Regions from separate parts of the Homo sapiens genome. Here region 1 is linked to region 2. A link is a loop called in an ENCODE intact Hi-C map of the cell type or tissue named here. Cell type or tissue: uterus. All regions are shown on one strand. Each heading gives the region's core, and the rest is flanking DNA. Links, peaks and the distances in the headings are about the cores only.

What was found. A loop is a pair of places that touch in the nucleus more often than their neighbours do. Peaks named below come from ENCODE experiments on the same cell type or tissue, not always from the same donor. Only the 100,000 strongest peaks of a DNase experiment are listed, where the experiment ranks them.
Region 1: it touches region 2 in a loop (9-fold over the local background); 1 of 110 quality-filtered maps calls a loop at or near these places.

The regions. Positions count from the first base shown.
Region 1 is chr2:143,803,673-143,813,236 of GRCh38, forward strand. No RefSeq gene overlaps it. Among named protein-coding and RNA genes, the nearest start is that of ARHGAP15-AS1, 32 kb to the left of the region's middle. In uterus, for the core only: no CTCF peak of the experiment used is centred there; a DNase peak (open chromatin) is centred at 4,209.
Region 2 is chr2:144,051,202-144,060,765 of GRCh38, forward strand. The region is part of intron 6 of QTMAN (queuosine-tRNA mannosyltransferase); the gene reads right to left. Among named protein-coding and RNA genes, the nearest start is that of QTMAN-AS1, 120 kb to the left of the region's middle. In uterus, for the core only: no CTCF peak of the experiment used is centred there; no DNase peak of the experiment used is centred there.

The DNA of each region.
Region 1 (9,564 bases), core at 2,704-5,203, 250 kb before region 2:
CCAGCAAACCAAACCAAGGTGGTGTGGTATGTTGTGTCCTTCCCCTTGCCTTTGAAAACACATCACATAGGAAGCCATCTCAGTCACCTACTTGTAAAGGCAACTATGGTCCTTGCTTCCCTATGCTAACTGTCATCGTAATCATTCAAGCCTACCTAACATATTTTCTTTATTGCATTTATTGAGTGCCAGTGGGATGCTACATCCAAAGAAGCTGGTAAAAGTTGGTAAGTAGTGCTCAAACACAAATCTCCAACTCAGAGCTATTAGAAATTATGTTTATGATTCAATAAATGGGTTGTTGTTTTCTTTTTTAACTATTGCCCAAACTGTGCCCCAGCATGACCCGGCTGGACTAATCCAGATAGAGGTACTATTTTGGGATGCCATCAATATAAGCTTCTGGCTATTTCTAGTCATTAAACATCCCATGGAACTTTTCATAACACTGAGGTTTTTAATCTTCAGCTTCTGGCCAAATTCCAACTGGAAACATTACGTTCTGCTTACTGTACCTAAACCCTCTCATATGGAAGCATGAGGGAGCTCTTTTATTGTATCATCTCCACAATTAAACTGCAATCTATAGATGTCTGTGTCGTTTTTAACATGGTAGAATGCAAGTTTATATAATTCTATAAGTTGCATTCCTGATCAAACAATTCAGTCATTACATTTCTTCAGGGTCTTTGGCATAAGCTGTGTGCTAACATGCATTTGATAAGTGCTAAATGTTATGTCGTCTTGAATCACAGGGAGTAGAACCCAGGAGTTCACCATAAAATTCTCTTTTCTAACAACAGGAAAATAGAACCTTTCTGCCTGAATTTCATTATTGCTCACATAGTTGTTTAGGAATTTGGTTTCAACTCAGAAACACACAAAATGTTACAGGCAACTTGAATTCATTAGGTTCTTTTGATTATATGGGAAGTTCAGAAGAATGAAAGCCCGGTCTTCCAATACACCATATCAAAATGAGTGGAGTTTCCAGTTTATAGTTATAAGGGGAAAAGAATATCAGTTTTTCAAAGGTCTGGTCACCTAACAATCAAAAGTTAAGCAAAATGATCTCACTGAGGAGGCCTTTACATGGGCCCAAAGTAATAGCTGTTCTCACCAGAGAAGGGATTTGGCAGGCATCTAGTCTCAAACCTAGGATGGGGAACTAGAAACACTGGGCACCAAACTAGGGCAAGAGTGGAGGGCACTGGGATGGAGCCTGCCAGCTTTTGCCAGTCTCAGCTTCATGGATGAAAAGGGTTCAAAGTTGTCTGCATAAGAGAGCAATTGAGGTGAGTGAGCCAGGTAGGCGGCCTTTTGTTCCATTTCTGTTCAAGTAGCCTGACATCTCTTGGGCAGTACGGGTTGGGTAATGAATCATTTTACAGCTGAGGCATATAAAATTTTCTTTGCAAAACACCTAGACTTATTCTTTCCTTGTGATTCCCGCTCAAATGATTTCAGGAGGTTCATGTGTCTATAACTATCACAGGTGAGGTCTGCGTCTGCACAATCCCACAAGGACAGAGCAGCCAAACTCATAGAAAAGCTTCTCCAGGACCAAATTCAATGGTGTCCCTTTGTAACCCTTTTTAAACTCTTATATCAAGAATACAGAATTCATATAGCCAACCTGCAATCCCTCACCATATTTGGAGCCCTGATTCCCTTTTTCCATGTACAGGGACAATGAGGAACAGCAATCCTGCAGCTTCAAGATCCAGTTCATTTACAAAGATATTTTTCTCCTATGTAACTTTGTTTTATTACTATCAAAATAGCACTTTTATGTGACTGAACAGATCTTCAAATGGAATCGAGCTTCAAGTATTAGACGGATTTCCTTCTGGTCAATAGGACAGTAAATAATGTGGCTTGCCAAATTCAGATGCAAGACAGACTTGATCTAAACTAAGATAGCTTAGAAAAAATAGAGATACAAAGCTTTAAAGAACGAGTATATACGTGGTATTTTATTGTACATTTAATTCCAAGAATTTTCACTCCTTCTCAAGAAGATATAACAAACTGGAAAACTATGAAAATGTATTTGGTGAAAGCCTAGGAGTGATATTCTCATTTAAGCTGTTTCCATTTTTTTCCCTCTTCAGATTTTGAAGCACTGTCTTTAAAACTGTAACATACCCAGAAGGGTTGGCAGAATTGGGACTGGAATAAAATAGGATACAATTTGTAAAATCATCTTCATATATTTGAATAAGGTATGCTTCCCCCTCTCAAACTTACTCTGTAAAATGGCTCTTATAGCAGTTGTTAACACCATAGTGTGAATATGAGGCAATGTGCTATCTCTCTGAGTAATATTTGCATTTTGGATCTCATTTCTAATTGTGGAATGAAATAATCTGTTCCAGATAAAAGAATTTTAAGTTTAAGCCCAGAAATTATTTTTAAGCTCTACTTGATCACCTTTTTTTGGTAGCTTGAAGGGAAGACTCACAGAAAAGTATTTTTTCTTGAGAGAATATTCTCTTCCTGCCAATTTTGCTTTACAAAACTACATTGTTTTACATTATGTATGTTAATCAATGCACTTGGAGACTGTAGGGAGCTGGAAGGACTTAGAGCTGGAAGGACTTTAAAGTTTATCGAATTCAATACCCTCATCCAGAGTTTTTAAAATAATAAATCTACAGCTGTCTTTAAACTAATCTTTGATACAAACTGCTATTTCATAATCGTCTTTCCCCAGACGAATCTCCATCAGTGACATGATTAGTAACTGTCTCTGGTGGTGCATGTCTTTACATCCAGACATGTCCATTTTGCACAACCACAGATACACTCGAGGCGATGTTACCGAACTGCCCTCCATGGATTATGTGCTATGAGTTGTTTTCCTCAATGTGATGATGCTTTTGCTTTAAGCAATGGATGATCTCTAGTTACTTCTCCTTATTGGCCAGTAGTGAACATGTGTGTGGCAGCAGGTTGGGGTCAGATATGAAACTCATGACCCATAAAAGAGAGATGTTGACAGGGCCCCATGAGGAGCACCTAATATGGGTTTCATTAACCAGGTGTTCTAACCAAGGAGTTAACCAGCTGCAGATACAGACAAATAGACACATACCCTTTTTTTTTTTTTTTTTTTTTTTTTTTGAGATGGAGTCTCGCTGTCGCCCAGGCTGGAGTGCAGTGGTGCGATCTCAGCTCACTGCAACCTCTGCCTCGCAGGTTCAAGTGATTCTCCTGCCTCAGCCTCCCGAGTAGCTGGGACTACAAGTGCATGCCACCATGCCTGGCTAATTTTTGTATTTTTAGTAGAGACGGGGTTTCACCATATTGGCCAGGCTGGTCTCGAACTCTTGACCTCACGATCCATCTGATTTGGCCTCCCAAAGTGCTGGGATTACAGGCGTGATCCACCACACGCGGCTGCACATACCCATTTTAAGATGAAATCGTTTTACCATCATTGGCCCACTTTTCAGCAAATGAATGCTAACACATTATCAAGTTTCCAAGCAATTATTCAAATCAGTGGAATGTACAAGATTTCTCTTTTTCTATTACTAAAGATTGTGTTGAGTTGTTAACTGGTGATGTGAATGAACAACCTAAAGAGTAGGGTAGAATTTATTCTTATGATTAATAACAGATATCATGTGGGCTCTGGCATGCTCTGCAAGGCTTCACATTCCAAAGCAAGAGATCACAAGTTACCCATGACATGATGGCATTTGGTTTTTAATGAGTGTATTTCATCTTAACTCATGTTGTCATGTGAAGCCATGATGTCACCTAAATGTAGTTAAGTCAGAAAAGGTGTCCTATTCTCCTAGTAAAATATTATTAGCATTTTACTAGTCTCTCGTATCCTATAATACAAGGCAAAGAGGGAATCCAAATGTCTATTATTTTTCTATGGTAGAAATGAACTTAGCATATTTTCAAGAAAAGACTACAGCTGTATGATTATATAACAAAGGCAATATTGTTCAGGATTTAGAATGAAGGAATTCAGAAAATAAAATGCAAGCAATACATAAATGTCTATATCTTAGAGAGTTTAAAACTTACCTAGTTTATGTGTAAATCAAATATATCCAGTAATACTGTGTCTTGAGGAAGTACATGAAAGGTTATCCCCAACCCTGAGGAACACTGATGTCCCAACCTTGTTTTCAACTGCAGCACATTTGCCTAACAGGGACATATTACGCAACATTGCACATAACACAGGAGGAGGATGCCAGTAGCTTGCCAGAGGTCCAGAGCCCACCCCCTTTCACAAGGTCTGATCCAAAGCAACACTGAACAGAGTACAGTGTCATTTGAGGGGAATAGGGCTGATCTAAGACCTTCAATAAGCTTCAAACCCACAGAAAAGTGACCCAGATCTTCACTGCAGTGTATCTGTTTAGAGGGAATGTGACGCCGACGAACCATTCTGGAGGATAATTTCCATGCTCCAGAATTTCCATGTGTTCCCTATGTCACCGGCAACAGCAGGTATCATAGTGTAGGACCGCATGTTACCACAGGGTCTAGACCATGACCTTACATGAGGTAGGTGCCTGACAAAGTTTGTTTATTTACAAATTTTGCATGTATAGCAACTTGGTTGACATTATCACCATCTTCATTCACTTTTATTCCAACTGCAGCCAAGAACCCAGCAGGAGCTGAATGGGAGGGGGACACTTTTGCAACAAAGTGCTTAATTAGTTCCCTCAGTTAAGAAATAGAGTGAGTCACAGGGTAGGATTAGAAAGAGAATGCAGATCTGTTTGGGCTAGTATGCTAAATTTAGCTAATGGTTAATTTGGTCCATCCTCAAGATAAGATGGAAGAAAGATATATTAATAAGTTGAACAGGTATGAAAAAGATGGGCTAGGGACACTCAACAGCTTTTAAGTTCTCTTGAAATTCACTTCCATAAAAACAGTTTCATTGTTTATAACTATTTGACAGAAGATTACCTCTAGCTCCAAAAGGACCAATTTTTAGTGAAAGCAAAATACTAACATCCATTAATGCAGATAACTAAAATCCAACCACTATGCAAATGATGGTGTTTAATTTATCTGCCATGCCCAATTTTTGCTGAAATTATTCTGTCCACATTTCCCTGCATGAGAGCTAGCACTAGGCTGCTTTGTGCATAAGGATGTCCACTGATTCAACCAGCAATGAAGACAACAAGCCCACCAGGAACCAGGGAGCTCCTTTCTGAGAGAGGTGGTTGTGATCCCTCATGGATCATAAATAGAGTCAGAATAGGGACCATGTTGGATCATGCCCAGAACTGCTCAGCTGAGAAAGCCTCTCAAGTAAGAGCCTGCTCTACTTTGAGTGGATGTTTTCATGAAGTCAAAATGCCTTGATGAGAGAAGAGCATGCTCTATAGTTTCCATGTGTTCAATCCTCAAAGTGCTTAAACTTTTAAAGAAAATGTTTCTGGGTAAGGAAATGATAAAAGGCCTTAGGTGTGGAGAGATAAAGATGAATTTTGAAATTCAGAAATAAATTAAGTCGAAAAAATTGAAAAAAAATCAAATTTATTTTGTCTTTGTTTGCCCTAAACACATGAATAGATATAATCTGATGAAAGCAGTGCCAAGTACTCCAGCAATAGCACCACCACCATAAAGAAATGACATCTAATTCTGTAAGTTATTTGGGTTTTTAATTTATGTAAACACTATCTGTTAGTATACTTCACCTTGAACTATAATTTATTGAACAATTAAAAATGCCAAGATACTAGTCAAGGAGATCTGGAGTAGAAGTTCTAGTAGACCCCTCTAGCTATGCTGGAGATAGTTGCAATGCCATTGAAATGATGTGCACATGATTTTGCAGAAGTAGCATCAGCACCAGGCATTTGCAAATGTGCTAAATTCTCCAGAACTTCAATGCAGGCAAAATGTTTAAGGACAGAAATAGAAAACTATGCTATAAACTAAAAGCAGCCTTGCAAGTAATTACATGCCCACTTCTCAGGGTGATAAATTACACTTGCTCATGCTTTTTATACTTTTTCTATGATTTATGAGAAGATTATAGGTAATCTTTTTCTTTCCATTGATACTAGTAAAGTTGCATCAAGGCCATACATGTCAGTCTGGAATAAAAAACTGAGTATGATCTGTAGCCAAAACAGGTGGTGAAAGAATGTAGTAGCTAGGATGTGAGACTGAAAAATAAGCAGGGTGGGGGGGGTGGGGACTATTGAATCATTGAACACCAGTTTATGCCACTGGTAGTGCAGCTGTGAGAAATAAAACTCAACTGTGTTCACAATTGCAATTGACAACCTGAAGACAAATGGAAGACCAGAGACAGACAGCTCCTAGAGATGGCTTGGCACCCATGAGTTTAGCCAGAACACTGTGCAAGGAAAATAGAATGCAGATGGGGAGAGAGGCAGCTGAGACATAAGGGAAGAGACTATAGGTATCAAGTCCATCAGGTGAACTTCAAGGCCAGGTGGTGGGCATGGGGCTGTGTCTGCTGTAGATGCTCAGAAATGGTCTCCTGGGAATTAGGCACAACCATGAGTTTCTCCCATAGCTACAGAATTTCCATGCCTGTAATATTTTCACCACTTTCCCAGGTGAATTGCAGTTTACTCCAAGACAACTCATCCCAGTCCAAAGTTTTTCTGTGGTCATGTGCTCTTTCATAGTGACCATGCCACCGTGAACTCTCCAGGCAAATGATCACTTTTGCCAAGTCACCCAAATATGAACTTCATTGATATTTCTCTCACAATTCACAATTTTTTGAAGGAGTGGGGGCTGTCTTTTCATTGCCAGGACTTCTACCTTAGTCCATACCTTTTTAACATAAAGTTATTCCAATGACTTCTCAGAGGTTTTTTTTTTTTTTCCATTTCAGAATCTCAAATTTTAAAGAGTTGTTTGTGTCCAACCTCCTCCTGCTGTAGGAAACCCTTCTAAAGCAATCTTGGTCACTCAGACTCTATTTACTGTCCTCTGAATGAGAGAGAGGTCTTGCTAGAAAGTTTTTATAATATTGATTCACAAATAGTTCTAATTGTCCTACTTCTATTTGTTGACTGAACAAACATATGCCTTTTCTTTATAATAGCCTTACATACATATAAAGATGACATTTATTTCTCTAATCATCTCCTCTACAGGTTAAATCATCCTGGTTCCTTCTCTCATTTAACTCATAAAATAATTTCTGTATTTCACCATCCTGGCCATCCTTTTCTGTGCAGACTCCATTCTGCCATGATTCTCTTCAAATGGGTACCCAGACATAATATCCTGGCATAGTCCAAGCCATACTAAGAGCCCGGGCATTGTAATTTCTCACAAGATAATTTCAATCTATGCAGCCTAAGATATTTCTAGCTTTTTAATTGTTACTTTATGCTCTTGGCTTAAATTTAGTATGTCATCAATGAAACCCTCCAACTCCTTTATCTCTGCTACATGATCAATAGTATTACTTTTCATTCTTCTGAAGATATCCATGTGGATGAAAGATTACGACTTAATGTTCAAACATGACCCAAAAAAGAAGTACAAAACTAGCAGATGGACCAATGCTGAACCTAAAAATTTAATTAATGATAGCCATCCTTTGCCAAAGAATGCTAGATATTTGTTCAGCTTATTTCCCTCTCACTGGGGCAGAGATAGTCTGGGGTTGGGTGGAGGAGGGGTAGAATGGCATGAACCTGAGTTCAAGTCACCAAAGAAATTGAATGTGTCCAACACATGGCAAGGCTTTCAGCTAGATAGAATGTAATCCATTGGGATTAGTAGAAAATAAATCTAGAAAGGCAAACTTAGAAAATATTACAGAGGATCTTAAAAGCTAGACAGTGACATTTTGTCTTTATTCAGTAGGCATCAGGAGAACTTAAAGATACTTTACCAAGTCAGTGACAAAATAAGATGAACAACTAATATCCATATAGCAACCAGATATTATAAAGTAATTCTTGCAGACATCATGTATTAGAACCCCACTCTAGAAAGGTTGGTCCAATGGTGACATGGAACATGGAGTCAAAGCAGGTACAGGAATAACTCAGAGCCAGGAGAAACCATGCAAGAAAATGTGGCTTTCAACTAAGAGAGTATGAAGTCTTTAACCAGAATAAAGGAAAGCCAAGATACAATTGACAATGAAAAGGAAGTGACTGGATGTGGTGACTGATAGGATGTAAAAAGCAGCAAAATCAATCATGACCACAAAATTTTAACTAGAAAAATGGTAGTTTTTAGAATAGTAGGGAGAAAACAGCAAGAGAAACTGGTTTTTTATGGTGTTGGAAAATGGTGGATTGATTGGGTGAATTAATATGCATGTGTCTCTTGGACATCTATTTTAAAAAGCTCAAGAGTAGAGAGTTGTAAATGTATGTGTAGCCCTTGGCAGTCATATTGACATTAGTGGTATTGGACATGTGAAATATCTAAGTTACAGGAATAAATGAGAATTCCAAATGAGAGAAAGTAAAAAGACAAGAGAGAATATTATGAACAACCAAAGAAATAAGACCACCACCAGGAACACAGGAAGAGAACTTACATTGGGTTGTCATTCAAGGCAATGAGGGAGAAAAGATGGGTGGGGCCAGAGTGTGGGAGTAGCAGCAGGATTTAATGCTTACAGAGTCTGCAATTGATAAAGTCTGCAATTGATAGGCCCAGGCATGGACCAGTTAAACACATTAGCATAAGCCATCTAGAAGAAACTGGGATCTGGAATTTGACCTCTCCCTAGCACTAGGAGGACAAACCTATTTGCTGGGAGGAAGTTTACTAGAGCAACAGAACATTGGCGTGGTTCAGAGATGTAGCTGGCACTCTTCAGAATTAAGTGATCTGCTGGAGAATCCAAGAGCAAGTGATAATGAGAGACTCAAAAAGGTAGAGCTAGTGGAGGCACATCCCAGTTATTCATCAACCAGGGGTTAGGAGAATCTCAGTCGCCAGGCTGGAATGCAGGGGTGGGATTCTGCTTTCTAGTGAAAGTGGCAATGCCCCAGGAAACTAGATGATATGGGATTCTAGGCAGATTCCAAAACAGATTCCAGTACAAGAAGTAAAACTGGGAGGCAGAAATTGGACAATATAAGAATTTGGAAGAAAGTCAAGGCAAAAAGGACAACATGGATAACTAGTTGTATAGTCTCAGAGCATGGGGCTAGAGACCCAAAAATTTCTGCCTAAGGTTAGGAATCTGAGTTTAAACCTGCAGGGGCTTCTAGCAGCTGCAGCTGTGAAAACTTTTTGAACTGTAGAGACTGAATTTGACAAAGAGACTGTATCTTTAAGAATGAGTTTCAACTAGGGTATATGGAAGCTGGTGTGAAAGTCAAATTGCAAGACGTGAAGGAATGAGTGAGTGAAAAAGAATGCAATGCATGGAGGCCGGCCGCGGTGGCTCACGCCTATAATCCCAGCACTTTGGGAGGCCAAGGCAGACGGATCACAAGGTCAGGAATTAGAGACCAGCCTGGCCAATATGGTGAAACCCTGTCTCTACTAAAAACACAAAAATTAGCTGGGCATGGTGGCATGCACCTGTAGTCCCAGCTACTCAGG
Region 2 (9,564 bases), core at 4,780-7,279:
TTTGGGGTGTGTGTGTGTGTGTGTATGCACATATATATAAGCTTTGTAGCCAGGTGTGTTGGCTCATACCTATAACCCTAGCACTTCGGGAGGCCAAAGTAGGAGGACTACTTGAGGCCAAGAGTTTGAGACCAACCTGGTCATTATGGTGAGACCTCATCTCTACAAACATTTTTTTTTTTAAATAAGCCAGGTATGGTTGTACGCATCTTTACTACCAGCTACTCTGGATGGCTTGAGCCCAGGAGTTCAAGGCTGTAGTGAACGATGATCATGCTACTAAACTCCAGCCTGAGTGACAGTGAGACTTTGTCTCTAACAACAATAACAACAACAACTTTGCATTTTCCTGATCGCTACTATGTACAAGGTATCACGAATAGAGCATGAGAGTTGCAAAAGAGAACATACGTTACTCCTGATAATCCAGTTGATGAGATTAAAAATACACATAAAAAGAGGGTGGATGATACAAAGCAGAGTAAGAGTCGAATTGAGAGAGAAAATGCTTCATGAAGAAGTAGAAAGCACTGTGAGCTGAAATGGCTGCAGATTTGGGAGAGCAGGAAGGATCTGAACGAAACTACAAGAATGGGCAAGACACTGAAGGGCAAAGAAAAGGCGGAGGGGCAGTCTAGATGGGAAGGAATGGCTACCATGCTGGTGCTAGAGCAGTTTTGCTAAAGTGGAAGATGGAAGTAGGAGAAACAGGTTCAACTTTACTCTCTCTTACATTGCTTTATTTTTCTTCAGATCACTTTTAATTAACCCCAAATTATATAATTATACTTATACATTATATGGGTACACATTTCCTTGTTTATTGCCTGTGTTCTTACTGCCCCAAATGGGGCGACTGAGTTGTCTTGTTCACTGCTGTAACTCCAGAAACCGAACAGTGCCAGCACATTGTAGGCCCCCAGTAAAGGGTTTGCTGAAGAAATGAATGTTATTCTGAGGACGCTCAGGAGTCAGAAATGTTAAAGAGTCTGGATTTATGGAATTTATATGGAAACTTGGAAATGATAACAGGATAAAACTGGGGCTGTGAGGTGATGAAATACAAGGGTGTTTGTGAGAATTTAGTCTGGTTGTGCTATGCAGGATGAAGTAATCTACTGGCAAAACCAGAAGGCCAGCAAGGAGATTACTGCAATATTGCGGGGTTAAGAAAACTAAGTGAAGAGACGAGCAAAAAGACCTGGTAACTAATTGACTAATAGTAGTTAGCATAAATTAGTCCTTAATATGTGCTTGCTTTGTAACAAGTACTGCACATACATTTATTTAGTCTTGTGAGATAGGTATTATCATTCCAGTTTTTAAAATGAGGAAACTGAGACACAGAAAGGTTAAGTAACTCACCTAAAGCCACATAGCTAGTAAATCATCCAGCAGGAATCATTTTTGATTCTGTGTCTGTAAAGTCTGTGTGCTTTCCTTCATTTATTTATTTTTTATTTTTTTGAGATGGAGTTTCGCTTTTGTTGCCCAGACTGGAGTGCGGTGGCACGATCTTAGCTCACCGCAACCTCTGCCTCCTGGGTTCAAGCGATTCTCCTGTCTCAATCTCCTAAGTAGCTGGGATTACAGGCATGCGCCACCACACCCGACTAATTTTATATTTTTAGTAGAGACAGGGTTTCTCCATTGGTCAGGCTGGTCTCAAACTCCAGACCTCAGGTGATCCATCCACCTTGGCCTCCCAAAGTGCTGGGATTACAGGCGTGAGCCACCACGCCCGGCCTATTTTAAAGGAATATTTTGGGTTATGGATACACAGGAGGTGATCCTGGTCATGCACTGATACTCCACATACATATCGATGTCCAAACTGGTATTCCCAAGAAAAAAGAAAATGATCAAGCATGTGCTAGGTCAGTGTTTTCATGACCAATTAATGGATCATAAAATCAATTTAGTGAGTCATGATCAGCATTTTAAAAAGAAATGAAATAAATAAGAGGAAAAGAAAACATTAAAAAGAACTACCCATAGTACTATTTCATGAAACTTTTGTTTCAGATAAATGTACATATATGTACCAGATCACAGTGTTAAATGTACTGTGGGTTGGAGTAAAAAAACAAACTTTGAAAGTCACTGTGCCAGATCATCTATTGCCAATCTTATGTAAAAATAAAAATTTAGCTGGTTATCTGCAAAGGGGTAGAGGACTAGAACATAAAATCATAAGATACTCTTAGGTTTGGTAAAATAATGGCACAAACCTATATACACACACTTTTTATTATTCAGTATATTATTATATCCTCAGCTGCTATGACAATAATAAGCATGTTTTGTTGAACGCTTAGAAACTTAGTAACAGTACCTTCTACCTGAATGAAGCATCAGTGAGTTTATCAAGTACTTCACAAATCACATCCTTATAACATCCTGATATTGTTTCCATGCTTATTCTCAGAATAAATCATTTGTGGTTCAGAGTGGCAGAGACAGGACTTGAAACCAGAGTTTCTGCCTCCAACTCCACTCTCCTCCTTCCAGCACAGCAGACCTGCTGCTTCTGGACGTCATTTAGCCAAGGCCAGATTGAGGGTCTACAAACATTTCGCCTTTCAGCATATTCAGGAGCCTTAAGTCACCCCACTCTGCATCAAGGAATTAGAAACAAACAAACAATGTTAGGCAGATCTGTACCCTAGCCACTCCACCAAAAAACAATGTTAAAACAAAACCTGGCCGGGCGTGGTGGCTCACGCCTGTAATCCCAGCACTTTGGGAGGCCGAGGCAGGCAGATCATGAGGTCAGGAGATCGAGATCATCCTGGCTAACACGGTGAAACCCCGTCTCTACTAAAAAATACAAAAAATTAGCCGGGCGGGGTGGTGGGCGCCTGTAGTCCCAGCTACTCGGGAGGCTGAGGCAGGAGAATGGCTCGAACCTGGGAGGCGGAGCTGGCAGTGAGCAGAGATTGAGCCACTGCACTCTAGCCTGGGCGACAGAGTGAGACTCTGTCTCAAAAAAAAATTTAAAAACCAAAAAAACAAAACCTTCCCACACAGGTTCAGGTCCTTAGAACAAAAGAGAAAGACTGAATAATAATCTGAAGACAGCACAACAAAGGTTCTTTGCTCACTCTAATAAAAATGATTATAAAAAGAGAACTACAAACAGAATTCTACTTTCCCATAGACCTCTGTAGCCCCCAGAATGTAAGAGCTGGTAGATACCTTGCGGATCATTTAGCCCAGCTTCTCATTTGTAGAAGAGGTAACGGAAGCCCACAGAGGTTAAGTGGGTGAGCCTGAAGTCACATGAGTAGCAGAACCCCTAAAGACAAAATCTTGTTAACATGTATATTTTTAGATAAATCACAGTTTACTCAAGAAATGTTAAAGAGATGTGATTTAGTGTCAAAAAGGAGTTGGTTGTAAGGGTTCTGCCTTGGGTTACATGAAGGATGATGAACCCCTGACCTGGCCTGGATGATGGGGCTGACATAGCCTTTGAACTTCAACTAGGCCTGACTCCTGCCCACCAGCACTGCTCTGAGGCCAACTGTTCTGGGATCAGCACTCCTAATCCCTGCCCGAGATGCCCTCCAGAGACAGAATGCAACTCCTTACTATAATGCTAGTAATGCCTTTCTTTTCCCCTTCCTTGCTTGGCTTTTTTCTGAAGCAAAATTCTTTCATTAGCTCCTAATGTTGACAAGTGTGATATCCACTGATCAAACAGGTTGAAAATAATATGCACTTTAAAGATATGGTTTTATAATATGTATCTGACTCTGGGGGCTGTTGTTTAATAAGATTGCAAAATCCAAAATTGGCCCCTAAAAGCTTGAAAGCACATCCAACTTATGTTTGATGCTCTGTAACTAAGAAACAATTTTTGAAAAGGAAGAAGAAGATAAAAAATGAACTTAGGCTAGCGGAGTAGATGCCAAATTTCAGTCCCTTGAGCTGGAAAAACCTTCCAATCAGTCTGTAAATGAGTTGAAGGAGACTCATGCACTCCTAAATATTTATTGTTGCTAAGTTTTATTGCTGTTAATATTCAGGTAATGGATTACTTTTTGTCCTTTGAAGTCAAATACCACCACTTAAGTGGTGACAAGTATTCACCTCCCTGAAATGGAACACACACACACACAGACACACAGACACACACACACACACACACACACACACACACACCCCTCTGAGAGTTTTACCTTCTAAAACGGATTCAAGTGGAGTTTTTTTTTTTAGGTAATTAAAAAAGGAAGAAGGAAAAGATCATTAGCCTTCATATTTCACCCTATGATGAATATTCAATTCAGTCAAATGCATGGTTTTTTGAGGCTTTTTGTTCTTATCTCAGGATTTGTGAAGGCATGAAGGTAATCGCGTGGTGCAAAGAAGGAAAGAGGAGGCAGAACTGAGGCATCCACCAGAACTGCTCACACGGGTGGGCAGCATTACAGAAATGGATTTAGCTAGAGGGGGCAGGAGTCACTGAGTGCAGCTAGAAGGGCACAATAGTGGGAGGTGGCAAGTACCCTATTTCCCTGTCCCCTCGAGTTCCAGAGAAGGATCCACTAAGAAGGTCCATCTACAAGTTTAGGCTCCCTCTAGATCCTGGGGCAGTCATGCCTGGATCATGACAGAGACCTAGAACCTGACCATCAGGTAGAAACAAATGAAGTTCATCAAGCGGCAAAGTGGAAGAAGGTATATATACAATGGTTAGAATTGGACTTGGAACCTAGACCTTCTAGGATTAAATATTGGCCGCACCACTTACTAGTTTTGTGACCTTGGTGACCTTACCTCACCTCTCTGTGACTCAATGTAGCACCTGCTTCGGATGGTTATTTTGAAGATTATATTAGCTAATACATGTCAAGTTCTTAGTATGACTTCTGATACACAGTGAGCTATGCTATATTTTACTATATATAGGTATACTTTACTGTACTCTAGCTTTATGATGTCATATTTAAAGAAGCAGCCAGTACTAAACTTTAGCCAATGCTGGAATGCTGCCACATATTTAGGTTTTTCAGTAAAATCTAGAAATTGAGAATTTATGTGAAATGTCAAGACTTTTAAATGTGAAATGTCATGACTAAATTAAATGAACTAACTCAGGTCTGGTTTATTTTTAAAGAACTATGTGTGGTCTGAACAAAACATGTCTGCAGGATGAATGCACCCTGAAGGTTGAAGTTTATGATTGTGGCAATCAAACCTTTGACTAAAACTTCAGGGTCACGAGCCCCTCTCTTGCTTCATTCTTTGCTCCAGCACTTCTCACCATCTGACACACACTGTACTTGTTTGTCATCTGTCTTTCCTCCCTCCAATCACCACACAAGAATGAAGCTTCTTGGGGGCAAAGATTTTTGTTTTGCATACTGCGATATTCCTATATCCCAGAACAGGGCATGGGATACAGTAAACACTCAAAAGGTGCTGAATGAATAGTCATACTCAATCTTCACTCTCTCCTTCTAGGACTGCCCCAGTCTACACAAATCCCTTCCTTCTAGCAGACTGAGTCACACAAGAATAAGGAGAGTGAAGTCTACATGTTGGGGACTAGAGTGAATCGAAGCTTTTCTGGAAGGAGCTCCGTGAACCTGGCTTTGAGAATCTATAAAAAACAAGCCAAGTAAAATGTCCAAGAGGTAGTGGTGCTGAAGAATCCAAGAACTTTTCGAAATACTTAACAAAACTATCACAAATGTATTCCAATAAAACATTTTGCGATAGCAAAACTATCTCTCTCAAAAAATTTTTGACAGTGTGAATCTCTGTATATTAAGATAATTTTACTTCCATTTGGAGATCCATCCAAAATTGCACCTTTGTGTAATACCTGAACAAAGGCAATCAGAGTTAATTTCTAATAATGGCTCTAAAGTACCCACACTGCCTACAAATTATTTTGAAATATCAAGGTGGCCAAGACGTTGAACTTCCCTGTATGACCAGAAAAAGATAAAATGTGTGTATGTTGTCACTTAAGGCAAATTAATTGGCTCCATGGCAACTAAGCTGGTAGACAATAATAAATTATAAAACTCACTTTTAATACATTGGAAAACTTTCTTGAACAACTCTATCTCCTTCCATCCAACCATCCATTTATTCATCCATTATATGCTCTCAAAACTACTATCCTTGATGGTTTAAACTTGTTATTTATCAAGTTACTGAGAGACCAAGATATATATGCAAGAGGTAAAGTGCTAAAGGTGAAGACATGCAATTCTTGCCTTCATGAAGCTCCCAGTCTCTTATGGGTACCAATCATTAAATAAATCCTCAAAAAATCATGATGATCCTGACCACTTATCTCTCATATGACCTGGTCTCGGTCCCCAGAAATGGCAATCTGACCTTCAACTATGTGTGCTAATGTTTCCTGCTCTGATTTTCAATTTGACCATAGTGGGTTTCTTCTAATCATGTGTCTATGTTGATTTTTAAAGCTTTAATTATTGCAGGAGAATTATAATACCTCTTCCAAGTATTTATGATTTCTCAACTGAATCTCTTTTTTCAAGATTCAGTATTTGAAAAACCTCCAAATTTCCCAAGAAATAATGTGAAGAAACTCCCACATGGAAACATTATCCACGGACCATGGTATGAATAACCAGGATCCAGGGTTTAGAAAGATCTTTTCTTTTTCACTTTTCAGAGTAAGGGTCTCACTTATGTTGCACAGGCTGGCCTTGAACTCCTGGGCTCAAATCTTCCCACCTCAGTCTCCCAAGTAGCTGCTGGGACTACAGTTGTGCATCACCACAGCTGGCTATATGGGAGAACTTTTCTAACATAAACAACATAGATTGGTTAGTCCAGAGAAAGCAAGGTAACAAAAGTCATTGCGAAGATTGCAAAAAGTCTGCAGAGAAAAACCAGAAGGAAAAAAAAAAGAAAGAAAGAACCCCCCTCCCCCACCCCGCTAAACACACACACACACACACACACACACACACACACACAAAGAAACTTTTGGAGATGTGCTTTCTCTCTTTCTCTTTGGGATTTTCCTCTTCCCCTGTCCAATCTTTCCTTGAACTCTGATGTTCCACAAGGCTTGATCCTTTTCTGCTTTCACTCTATGCATTCTGCTAAGGGCTGCAAACTCAAATATCAATAGGAACTAAGTAATATAAGCAGATGAAGTGAGTTGGTTGGTACTCTGGCAAAAAATAAAATAAAATAAATTTAAGAGTGCCCAATCTATTGGTACTGCCTTTTTCTTAACCCAGCATATTGTCACTTTCTTGGAATTTAGGCATAATATCACTAGGTCTATTAATAGGTTATTATATAAAATCCATGAATTTTTTAAAAAGCAAAATAAATGAAGCAAATTTTAGAGACTGATATAGCCTAAGGAATACCAATTTCTGGCTTCTAATTTATACTGTATCAAGTTTAAAATCTTTATCTTTAGATCTAACACTCTCAGGAGTTCTAGAGACATGTATTAAACTTCCAACAGGATATATCCAGGGACGCTCCAAACTCCTAGTTCCAATTCTTGAGCTCAAAACTGTGTCCTATAATCCTGCTCATTTCTCTGGACTTTTTTATCCTGTTGAATGGTACCATCTGTTACACTGGGTTCTGCCTTCTTCCCTTCTTCTTAGCCATCCCCATCTAATCAACCCCCAAGTTTCAAAGAGTCTCCTCAATTCCTTGTCCTTGTCCCTTTAGCTCATTCAGTCCAGACAATTAGTGCCTCATTTCAATGATTACAATAACCTGATAGTTTTCTCCAATTTAATGTTATGAACTCCATCACAGTTAAATATATAACAAGGAAAGCTGGTATTGTTTCTACTCTGCTCAAATGTCTTTGCTGGCTCCCAGTATCCTACAGGATAACATTTGCCTCTTTAGTGCAGCAAGCATAGCCCTCAGATTCTGGCCTCTGACTGCTCATCCAGCCTCATCTCCACTCATTCCAAACATATATCATAGCTTTGCAGAACTACTTGTTTTATTCCAGAACATGCCATAGTTTTTGTGCCTCTAGTTTTTTATATTTTCTCTTCTCTTTGCCTGATATACTCTCATGCTAGTCCCCTTCTCCATACAGTCAACTCCTACACATCCTTTAAGCCTCAGTTCAAGCCATTCCTTTCTTCCCTGTGAAGATTTAGGCTCTCTTTTGAATACAACTGTACCCAAGCAAACACAGACTAATCATTAAGGATAGGAAAAGGATAGCATCATTCATCCTTATAACAGAGCATTTAGTACACCATCTGGCACACTGTGTTGGCTTCATAAATATCTGTTAAATAAAGGATGAGTGAGCTGTGGGTTTTCAGAAGAAAGAATGCACAGTTGGGGAAAAGAAAGAAAGAAATGAGGGATTTGGATTTGAATGATCTCTGGTATAGACTACTGCCAGAGCCTTCTACCTAGTCTACGAATTAATCAAATCATGCCTCACCCCTATCCAACCCTCCAATGGCTTCCTATTGAACTCAGAATGAACAAATGCAAACTCATCACTAAGACAAGGCCATCCCCACCTTAACAGCTTTGCCTCCTATACCTCTCCCCTTCTTCCCTGGGCTTATTTCCACTCTTAGAATGTGCCACATGTTACTTCTGCTGGAATGCTCGTCCCCCTATTGGCCTTCACTTCTTGTCAATCAGGTGTTAGCCAAAATTTCATCTCTCAGGGACGCCTTCCCAGGTCACCTCATCTAGCTACCACACCACCTTCCTCCTACTCACCCCTCTTTTTTCATTACCTTATCTTCTTTACTTCACAGCTCTTAACTATATCTGAAATTATTTTAACTTATTTGCAGTCTCCACCACCAGAATGTAAATTTCATTCACCTCTCTGTGCTTGTCTTTGTTTTTCCTGGAATAATATCTACCTTCTCTGGTCAGTTCTTAAGAAGTTCTAGGAAAGAATCCCATCAAACTTTTGATGTATAGAGTTTGGCTCCACTAAAAAAAAAAGTCTGAGTACAATGAATATATGTACCATACAAATACAGATTATGTAGGTTAACCTACATAATCTATCCTATGTAGGATAACCTAATCCAAGCATCTTAATTTTTTTTTTTCTTTTTTTTGAGACCGAGTTTTGCTCTTTCGCCCAGGCTAGAGTGCAATGGCACGATCTCGGCTCACTGCAACCTCCGCCTCCCTGGTTCAAGCGATTCTCCTGCCTCAGCCTCCTGAGTAGCTGGGATTATAGGCGCCTGGCACCACGCCCAGCTAATTTTTGTATTTTTAGTAGAGACAGGGTTTCGCCATGTTGGCCAGGCTGGTCTCAAACTCCTGACCTCAGGTGATCCACTCACCTCGGCCAACCAAAGTGCTAAAATTACAGGTGTGAGACATCGTGCCCAGCCCAAGCATCTTAATCTTAAACAAAAGGATAAACTGCTATCAGATCTTTATATCCTCATAATCATGGCTTTCTCTACAACCAAAATTTGTAGTCTCCTCTTGTAGGCAGGAGCTATTTTGCTAGGCTATAATTTTTACATCATTCTCAAATGCATATATCTGCATGGAGAAATTGTATGACTTGTCTTCAAAGAAAATTATTGAAAA